Regions from separate parts of the Homo sapiens genome. Here region 2 is linked to region 1. Evidence: chromatin contacts called from ENCODE Hi-C or POLR2A ChIA-PET data. All regions are on one chromosome and are shown on one strand. Each heading gives the region's core, a stretch centred on a gene start or an enhancer-like site at or near the end of the contact. The rest is flanking DNA. Distances are from core to core; before and after follow the strand shown.

Evidence for each region. A loop is a pair of places that touch in the nucleus more often than their neighbours do. ChIA-PET counts read pairs that join two places held with the same protein, here RNA polymerase II (POLR2A). Pooled maps may share reads with other maps.
Region 2: a loop to region 1 is called in a pooled map, with 2.1 times the contacts of the local background. The contact joins two enhancer-like sites. A Hi-C loop is called at or near these places in 1 of 50 pooled maps. POLR2A ChIA-PET finds 5 or more read pairs at or near these places in 2 of 52 experiments (GM12878 and WTC11).

What each region holds. Positions count from the first base shown.
Region 1 is chr4:48,125,134-48,129,674 of GRCh38, forward strand. All of the region lies in intron 1 of TXK (TXK tyrosine kinase), which reads right to left. Among named protein-coding and RNA genes, the nearest start is that of TXK, 6.8 kb to the right of the region's middle. RefSeq lists enhancers at 2,006-2,868, 4,390-4,509 and a silencer at 2,219-2,513. Within about 2 kb of position 2,863, at least 24 of the 41 ENCODE cell types and tissues checked have a DNase peak (open chromatin) inside an H3K27ac peak, as active enhancers do.
Region 2 is chr4:48,812,647-48,817,165 of GRCh38, forward strand. It overlaps a transcript of OCIAD1 not described here. Among named protein-coding and RNA genes, the nearest start is that of OCIAD1, 16 kb to the right of the region's middle. Within about 2 kb of position 3,070, at least 2 of the 41 ENCODE cell types and tissues checked have a DNase peak (open chromatin) inside an H3K27ac peak, as active enhancers do.

The DNA.
Region 1 (4,541 bases), core at 1,613-4,112:
AACAGAGAGCTTCAGCCATTTATCCAGTCACATAAAAAGCAGCTGAGCCAGAAGTCAAACCCAGAGTCCATGAGCATCACAATAGGACTATCCTTGTGGATGAGAAGATTAAATAAGATTGCAGAGGCAAACATGGCTAGAACATACCAGCTACTCTCAGTTACTTTACCACTTTGTCCCCATCCCCCAGTTCCCTAGAACTCATTCAGCAACTATTTATTGGGTACTCACAAAATACATTTAAGGTAACCAAATAGGAGCAGGTGTGGTTTTCCCTCTGAAGACAAAATGGAGGAAGAAGGCTTAGTAAACGAAAGCGAATCTTCAGCTCCAACTCCTCTCTTCTGAGCCAACTTTATCCCTGACTCAAAGGCAGATGTTTCCCCCGTTCAGGACTCCAGGAGACTCTCTCTCCCTGCTATCAAAGCAGGCCTCAGGAGAGGCTCTCACACTTTTTCTCAGTAAGGTATAAATGACAGACACAATGTTAAATAGTAAACATGCTGTACTGCAGCGCTTCAGCAATGTCATGCTTACTGCAGTGCAGAGGCGTGTACATGTTTGTAAGCATGACATTTGTAACAGTCAGGGTGAACACAGAGAGAGGTTTCTTTTAAGGAACTGGCTCAGGCAGTTGTGGAAACTGGCAAGTCCAAAATCTAACAGGGCAGGCCGGCAAGCTGAAGAATGAGAGAAGAGTTGCAGTTTGAGCCCAAAGGCGGTCTGCTGGCAAAAGTCCTCCTTGCTCAGGGGAGGTCTGACTTTCATTGATTAGGGACTTCAACTGTGGGAGAGGCCCACTCACATGATGGAGGGTGACCCACTGTACTCCAAGTCCACCGATTTAAATGTTAATCTCATCCAAAAATTACCTTCACAGAAACATCCAGAATAATGTTTGATCAAATATCTGGGCACCATGGCCAAGCCATGTTGACCCATAAAATTAACCATCACAACACATTAAATTTAAATAGTTTGACACTTGAAAAACATGGTATAAACATTTACATGAAGATTTTCTTCTGCCTCTGTCACCCCTGAGACAGAAAGACCAATCCCTCCTCTTCATCATCCTTCTCAGACTATTCAACATGAAGATGACGAGGATGAAGGCATTTATCATGAGCCACTTTCACTCCATGAATAGTAAATCTATTTTCTCTTCCTTATGACTTTCTTAAAGCATTTCTTTTCTCTAGCTTACTTTATTGTAAGAATACAGTGTATGATACACATAACATACAAAATACGTGTTGATCAACATTTATGTTATTGAGGCTTCTGGTCAATGTTAGGCTATGAGTAGTTACATTTTGGGGAACCACCTTATTCAAGTGTCAACAACTTTGTGTGTGTGTGTGGTTGTTTGTTTTGTTTTGTTTGAGATGGAGTCTTGCTCTGTCATCCAGGCTGGAGTGCAGTGGCATGATCTCGGCTCACTGCAACCTCCGCCTCCCAGGTTCAAGCGATTCTCCTGCCTCAGCCTCCCAAGTAGCTGGGACTACAGGCACACTCCACCATACCCGGCTAATTTTTTTGGTATTTTTAGTAGAGATAGGATTTCACCACATTGGCCAAGCTAGTCTCAAACTCCCAACCTCAAGTGATCCCCCTCTTTGGCCTCCCAAACTGCTGGGATTACAGGCAGGAGCCACCATGCCTGGCCAAGTCAAGAACTTTGAAAGAGAAATTGCTGTTATCAGTCAGCAGGCAGGAGTATCTGGGACTAGAGAAATGCCTCCCCCAGCTCCCTGACCTCACAACACATGGCCACACCTGATAATATTCCCCTTAGTTGTCTTCACTGTCTTCTGCAGCCTGGAATTTAGGAGAAAATATTTTCAAAAATTCTTATGTTTCCTGATTCAATAGCAAAGACAATGGCCTTTAAAGAAAGATACAGACCTACCCTACCACTGCTTTAATTATGACCCAATTTTATTTAATTTCCCTCAAAGTCCAAGAACAGTGGTGAGCAGGAAGGCAAACCACTGCTTTGTTTGTGGTTCCATCCTCTGCCCAGCAGAGTTGCTGCCCAATAAATAATCATTGCGAGAAGAAAAATCACACTATGAAAGCCAAACAGCTCCCTGGTGTTCCCTTGCTTGGCATGACTTTCCAAGACAGCAGGCATCTTTATTTACAGGTTGAAGTGTTGGGCCAAAATTCATTCCAATGCAGGTATCAAGGAGTATTCATTTCATGATCATTTTCAATTTACAGCAGCACAGGTGTTCCCAGTAAGTAAATAGACAGCGCCCTTCCACAGGCATTCTGTGATTACAGAAGCCATTCTTTGAATTGTTTTGCCGATTAACCTGCAGAGGGAAAGCTCTTGAGCTTTTAGCAAATTCCCAACTTAGGCAGGAACTCATGCATATCAAGGGCCTTTGCCAGAGTGACAAAAATGCCCCAGAGATAGGCAATGACTATTTGCCTGCTGGAAGGAAATGTGGAAAGAATATATTCGGGCTTGAAGATTATCACTGAAGGAGCTGAGCTTCCTCTCCCAGGCTTACATCTGCGCTGTTCTTTTCATCTACTTCTCATTCCTCAGTAAATATCTCTAATGATGAGCCTCAGGCCAGCAAATCAGAAAAAGGGCATCGCATCAGATGTAATCTCTGTGACCTTTAGAAACCGGCACATCTGTCATGGGATAGGCAGTTGGCCCTCCCATCTTTGGTATTTGTGTTTTTTCCTTGGAAGGATTTGCGCCCCTCTGTCCTCTAGGAGAGGCTCCTATTGACATTCCTTCCACCCCCAGAGGTTCCTGGGTGGCAACAGCTGGGCTGATTGGGAACAGGTTTCCACCAGGGGGCACTGGAAGAAAGCAAAAGTGAGAAGCACCCCTTCTCAGAATAGCTCCTAAGGTCATCTCTGAAGAGGACAAAGGAACAGATGTGAAGAACTGTGGGGCCCGGGCTGCGCGGGAAGCAAAGCCGCTGTCGCTTCCTCATGTCTAATGTTTTGAAGTTTACATCGTCACCTCCAGTTCATCCCCTGGCATTTCCGATGTCAGGGTTTCGTTTTGAATCAGTGCCTTGAGTGAAATGCATTCCTACTGAATTTGGTCATCATAATAACTGGCACATGGCTAGTGATTTATATTTAAAAACATGGCTTGAAACTGGCTCAGTTTTGAGAGCTGCCTTAACCCAAAGACCAGGCTTGTTGCCCAAGCCAGGCGCTCCAGGTTGTGGTTTTAAGATGAGGAATGTCTGATACCGGCTGCTTTTGCAGTTGATGGGCTGTGGTGAGTGGGGAAAGCCTTAAAAACTTGTGGCTTTGGAAAAATGGCTCTGGGTGACCAGAGCTGATTCTGTAAGTTTGCTGCAACATATCCTTTTTGTTTTTTTTTCCAGAAATTTACAGAAAGGCCAAACTTCCTCATTACTCTGCCATAAATGCCCACCACTACATCCTTTTTTTTTTTTTTTTTTTTTTGAGATGGAGTCTCACTCTGTCTCCCAGGCTGGAGTGTGGTGGCACGATCTCAGCTCACTGCAACCTCTGCTCCCGGGTTCACGCCATTCTCCTGCCTCAGCCTCCCGAGTAGCTGGGACTACAGGTGTCTGCCACCACGCCCGGCTAATTTCTTTTTGTATTTTTAGTAGAGACGGGGTTTCACTGTGTTAGTCAGGATGGTCTCGATCTCCTGACCTCGTGATCCACCTGCCTCGGCCTCCCAAAGTGCTAGGATTACAGGCGTGAGCCACCGCGCCCAGCCTATCTTCAAAAGGCCCCATTTCTTAAGGGCCTTTTGAAGATAGGCACGTTTTAGCCACATTAACCCATATTATCTGGGGAGAGTGACACATAACTAGCTTGGCTATAGCATGGATGGATTTCTACCTCTGAACAGGAGTTAGAAAAGACTTCCAAGTTGGAGTTAGACTTCTTGGTTTGGAGTTAGACACCAAACCAAGACCCCACACCAAGGAGAGGGGAAAATAGTAAAATTGGGACATTGAGTTTTTCACATATTTATTCAATTTAGAAAGTTATCCTTTATTCTGAGTTTATGCCCTTTATACATTTGGGGTCTGAAGTGATCCTGTGTCTGTGTTCGCACGTGTGTGCACTTTTCCTTTTGATACTAAAATGTCCATTATTCTAAGAAGTGATGGTCTCCAGAGATGTTAGTTTTTCTAAATGTATGGATAAAATAAGTGAGTAATTTGTGTTAGACCTTGACTGTTCTGTTTTTTTGACATTATACTGCCAGTGAAACCTTAAAGAAGGGAGGATAACTACTTTAGGGGAGTCACTGGTGACTAAGAGAAAACAAGTACCTAGCTAACAGGACACCAAACTGATCAATTTGAGTGGAAGAGTGGTGCTTGACCTGTCTATGGCCTGAAGGGGTGCTGTGTGGGGTGAGGAGATTCTAGAAGCCTGGCAAGCTGGATGGAGTCCCGGGCACCAGGGAAGACAATGTTTCTGGGAGTAAAAGGTGCTGTAAGGAAAGGCAGAAATCTTCCTGATGATGACCGCTCATCTGTTTCCCAGCTTCTGCCAGGGCAACTCCCCAGACA
Region 2 (4,519 bases), core at 1,820-4,319, 690 kb after region 1:
GAGACTTTGACAAGGACATTTGCTTAGGGTAAAAGTGTTTGGAGTGAGCCCAAGAGAGACTGGGAAGAGAGGAATTGGACACAGGAAGTAGAGATAATTCTTTCAAGGAGTTTTGCCATAAAAGAGCAAAAAAATGAGAATGTGAGGTCAAGAAAAGCTTTGGGATTTTTCTTGCTGTTAAAGCTGAGAATCATAACTTGTTCATAAGCTGATGGGAATTTTCTTACAGTGAAGAGAAACCAAGGATGGGAGACAGAATGGGTCGAACTGCTAGAGGTGGGTACCTTGAGTAGGTGAATACCTTGAGTAGGTGAGAGAGGATGGAATCTACCTCTCAAGTACAGGGCTGGTCTTGGATAGGAGCACAGGCAGAAGAGCTGTGTGTGTCATAGAGGAAAACATACTATACGGGTACAGGTGCAGAAGAATTCCACAGGCTCTTGTCATGACCTCTATCTGGCATGATGCGGGATGGATGTCAAGTTAAGAGCCTGTGGAATTCCGATTGCATCTTTCAAGAAATATCGCAACACTTTTTCTATTACATATTATGATTTTTCATTTAATGAAACATTTTTGAAAGAGTCTGGTATACGTGATACTGTTGATATGGTGTGGGGGTTCCCTTTACTTGTAAGAATCAGTATTGTGGGCAAAACAGGTAAACAAACAATTGTGATGTGGTAAGTGTTATCCTACAGGCATATGAAAATGCTGCAGCAACTGGTTGGGGGTGGTGGCTCACGCCTGTAATCCCAGCTCCTTGGGAGGCGGAGGTGAGTGGATCGCCTGAACTCAAGAGTTTGAGGCCAGCCTGGGCAACATGGTGATATCCCGTCTCTACAAAAAATACAAAAATTAGTTGGGCGTAGTGGCATGTGCCTGTAGTCCCAGCTACTTGGGAGGCTGAGATGGGAGGCTCACTTGAGCCGGGGAGGTGGAGGTTGCAGTGAACTGGGGATCAGATCCACTGTGCTCCAGCCTGGGTGACAGAGTGAGACCCTGTCCCAAAGGGGAAACAAACAAACAAAAACTGGCCTAAAGCTGCTAATATTTTAGTTTTGTGGCCTGCAAACTTCTAGCATTTCTATAACAGGCATCAAACTTACTTCTATATCAGAAAGTATTTGGCTTATGTCAAAGTTTTAAAAACTTTTTTTCATGTGACACTTTTTCTTAAGAGGAGCTCGTGAATAACTATTTAAATGTTACAGTTGGCTTGAATTTTAAACATTTGGTGAGAGTTGTAAAAATATATGTTTTAAACTTTCAGAGAATAAAAATTTAAGACCCACTTTCTTAGAAGTTACTATTAATAAATAAATAATTTTGTAGTTCTAATCTCATTAAAAAAATTTTTTAAGACTGAGATTGATGTGTAGGACCCAGCTGCAAAATTCAAACCAGCTACATGCAGCTGCACTCTGGTTCCCCTAATTCATCTAACAGCTCTTAGTGTGTTCTATAAGTGGCAATAGAAAAGGCACAGCAGATGTGCAAGATGGCTCCTGAAATCTAAAGAGGGACAGATGGTTCTCGGTTTGATTGACAGCATGAGGAGCACTGTAGAAAGGGTCACCTCCTGTGGAGGGGTTTTTTTTTTTTTTTTAATCCTTGCCTCTGCCTGAAAATGAAACTGTCCAAGAAAGAAAAGCAGAGTATGGCTATTCAGAAAGCCTTTTTTTTTTTTTTTCAAATATTTGTTATAGTGAAATTATAAAGTCACCTAGACGTGGAAAAAACTCTCCTCTAACTTTTGACTGAGAGCTGACTCTTCATATTTATAACAAAGTAGACAGATTGGTGTTTGAATGCAATACTCAGAATATTGGAGATAGAGCTGGAATTAAGGCAAAAACAAAAATAACATAATTTACACAACAGCATCGATTAGAGCTGGAATAATGATCACTGGAAGCCCTATTTTCCCCTTAAAAATAAACTTTTTGTTTTAAATTTTAATTACAAAGTTAGACAAATTATTTGCAATAGTTTACCGGGAATGGTTCTAAATTAACAATATAGGCTATATCACTTTTATGCTTACCTCTCTCTCTCTCTTTTCCAAACTCCTTTCTAGTACTTTAAATCTTCAAGAAAAACAAAAAAGAACTCACATTTTCTGCATGCAAACCAAGTCCTGGATGCTGTGTTAGGTACTTTATAACTTTATATGATTTAGTATCTCAGAGGTATTAATAGATTCTTCTTAGGTTCATATTCATACTGACACATGGGCTCCATGATTTTATTGATGCTTCTCTTCATCTTCTGCTGAAAAAAGGAAAACAAGAACAAAATATGCCTCAAAATAATAGTCTATATATTAAGATACATTCTGGGAGTCCAGGATTTGTGAAGTCCTCTTAAACCATTTCTAGAAGAGGCTGGGTGCAGTGGCTCACGCCTGTAATCTCAGCACTTTGGGAGGCTGAGGTGGGCAGATCATGAGGTCAGGAGTTCGAGACCAGTCTGGCCAACATAGTGAAACCCCATCTCTACTAAAAATACAAAAAATTACCCGGATGTGGTGGTGTGCACCTGTAATCCCAGCTAGTCAGGAGACTGAGGCAGGAGAATTGCTTGAAACCAGAAGGCGGAGGTTGCAGTGATCTGAGGTCGCGCCACACTCCAGCCCGGGGAACAGTGTGAGACTCCATCTCAAAAAAAAGAAAAGAATAAATTATTTCTAGAAGAAATTCACACAGTGGCAGATGCAAGATTTCTCTCTAGACAAGACTCAGGATTGACAATGTATTTGCAAGAAATAGCTGGGAGGTAATTGTCTTGAAACTTCATTTGCATGAAACTATGCTTTTTTGGAATGACCTGCAAAACCTGCCAGGGAATTTACATTTCTTGGTAAGCCTGCTTTTTGGAGGATCTTTAAGAAGTGCTGCAGTTTGATAAAAGTCTGAAAACTACAGTAGATCTGACATATGAACAAATATTTACTTCTGTGACTCATGAACTGAACTAGATTCTGATAATGTAGACAGGGCTATCTCAGTTCTTGTAAAATTCTCAAATCTCTACTCCACTGGCTTGGAGGAAATCAAACTGTTGAACTAGACAGCAGCTCAGAAACCCCAGGGTCGCAAATGACTTTCCCTTTCACTTCCCATCGCCTCTGTTTTAATGACAACAAAGCTTTTTGTGGCCAAGGCATAAATTCATTGAATATGAAATATTTACATTCCACCATCTAGTCAACATCATATTCTTTCAGCTCTCCCACATAGGTAATCCCGCACATACCTGTTCTTTGGCATCATACTGACTACTAGATCTTTGATACTCTTAATTTTATCCCTATCTGATTGTTTTCTTTTCATCCCTACTTAGCTTCAATTCCATTGCCAATAATTTCAACCATTCTCTTGCCAATATCTTCAACTACTTTGTCTTTCTGTCACAAATGTATAAAGTGGCCTGTATTCTATAACTTTCATTACCTTCTTCCTGCTAGTCACACAGGATGGGTAAGCCCTTCTCCCATTTATGTCGACTTATCCACCTGTGCATTTCTCGCTCTCTCTCTGTTTAGACATTCTATGCCAATATGTCCCAATCTTTTTAATATCATGGCACACATAGAAAAACGCTAATCTTTGTGCAGTTCATTAGAATAAACTGGAGGCGATCAGGACATCTATATAGCGCTTAGTTGATATATGCTAATGGCAATTAAAAATACAAAATATAGTCAAGAGATTGAGACCATCCTGGCCAAAAAATTAGCTGGGCATGGTGGCACATGCCTGTAGTCCCAGCTACTCAGGAGGCCGAGGCAGGGGAATCGCTTGAACCTGGGAGGCGGAGGTTGCAGTGATCTGAGATCACGCCACTGCACTCCAGCCTGGCAACAGAGCAAGAGTCCGTCTAAAAGGAAAAAAAAAAAAAGGAAGATAATAAATACTGGCTTTTGTTGAATAAATATTGACTTTTATAAAACTTTGAAATAATATCTTTTAAAACTTGGGCTTGCTTCTCAAAATACAACTTCTTAACTGTTTATTATTAGGCTTAAATTTGAAACGGTGGCAGGGCACCGTGGCTCACGCCTGTAACCCCAGCACTTTGGGAGGCCAAGGCAGGAGGAACACCCGAGATCAGGAGTTTGAGACCAGCCTGACCAACATGGCGAAACCCTGTCTCTACTAAAAATACAAAAATTAGCTGGGCATGGTGGCACACACCTGTGATCCTGCTACTCGGGAGGCTGAGAGAAGAGAATCGCTTGAATCTGGGAGGTGGAGGTTGCAGTGAGTGGAGATTGGGCCACTGCACTCCAGCCTGGGTGACAGAGCGAGACTCCCTCCTCCCCAAAAAAAGGGGTGGGAGAGGGGCCAAGATGGCTGAATAGGAACAGCTCTGGCCTGCAGCTCCCAGCAAGACCAACGCAGAAGGTGGTTGATTTCTGCATTTCCAGCTGAGGCACCCAGTTCATCTCACTGGGACTGGTTAGGCAGTGGGTCCAACTCATGGAGAGTAAGCAGAAGCAGTGTGGGGCGTTGCT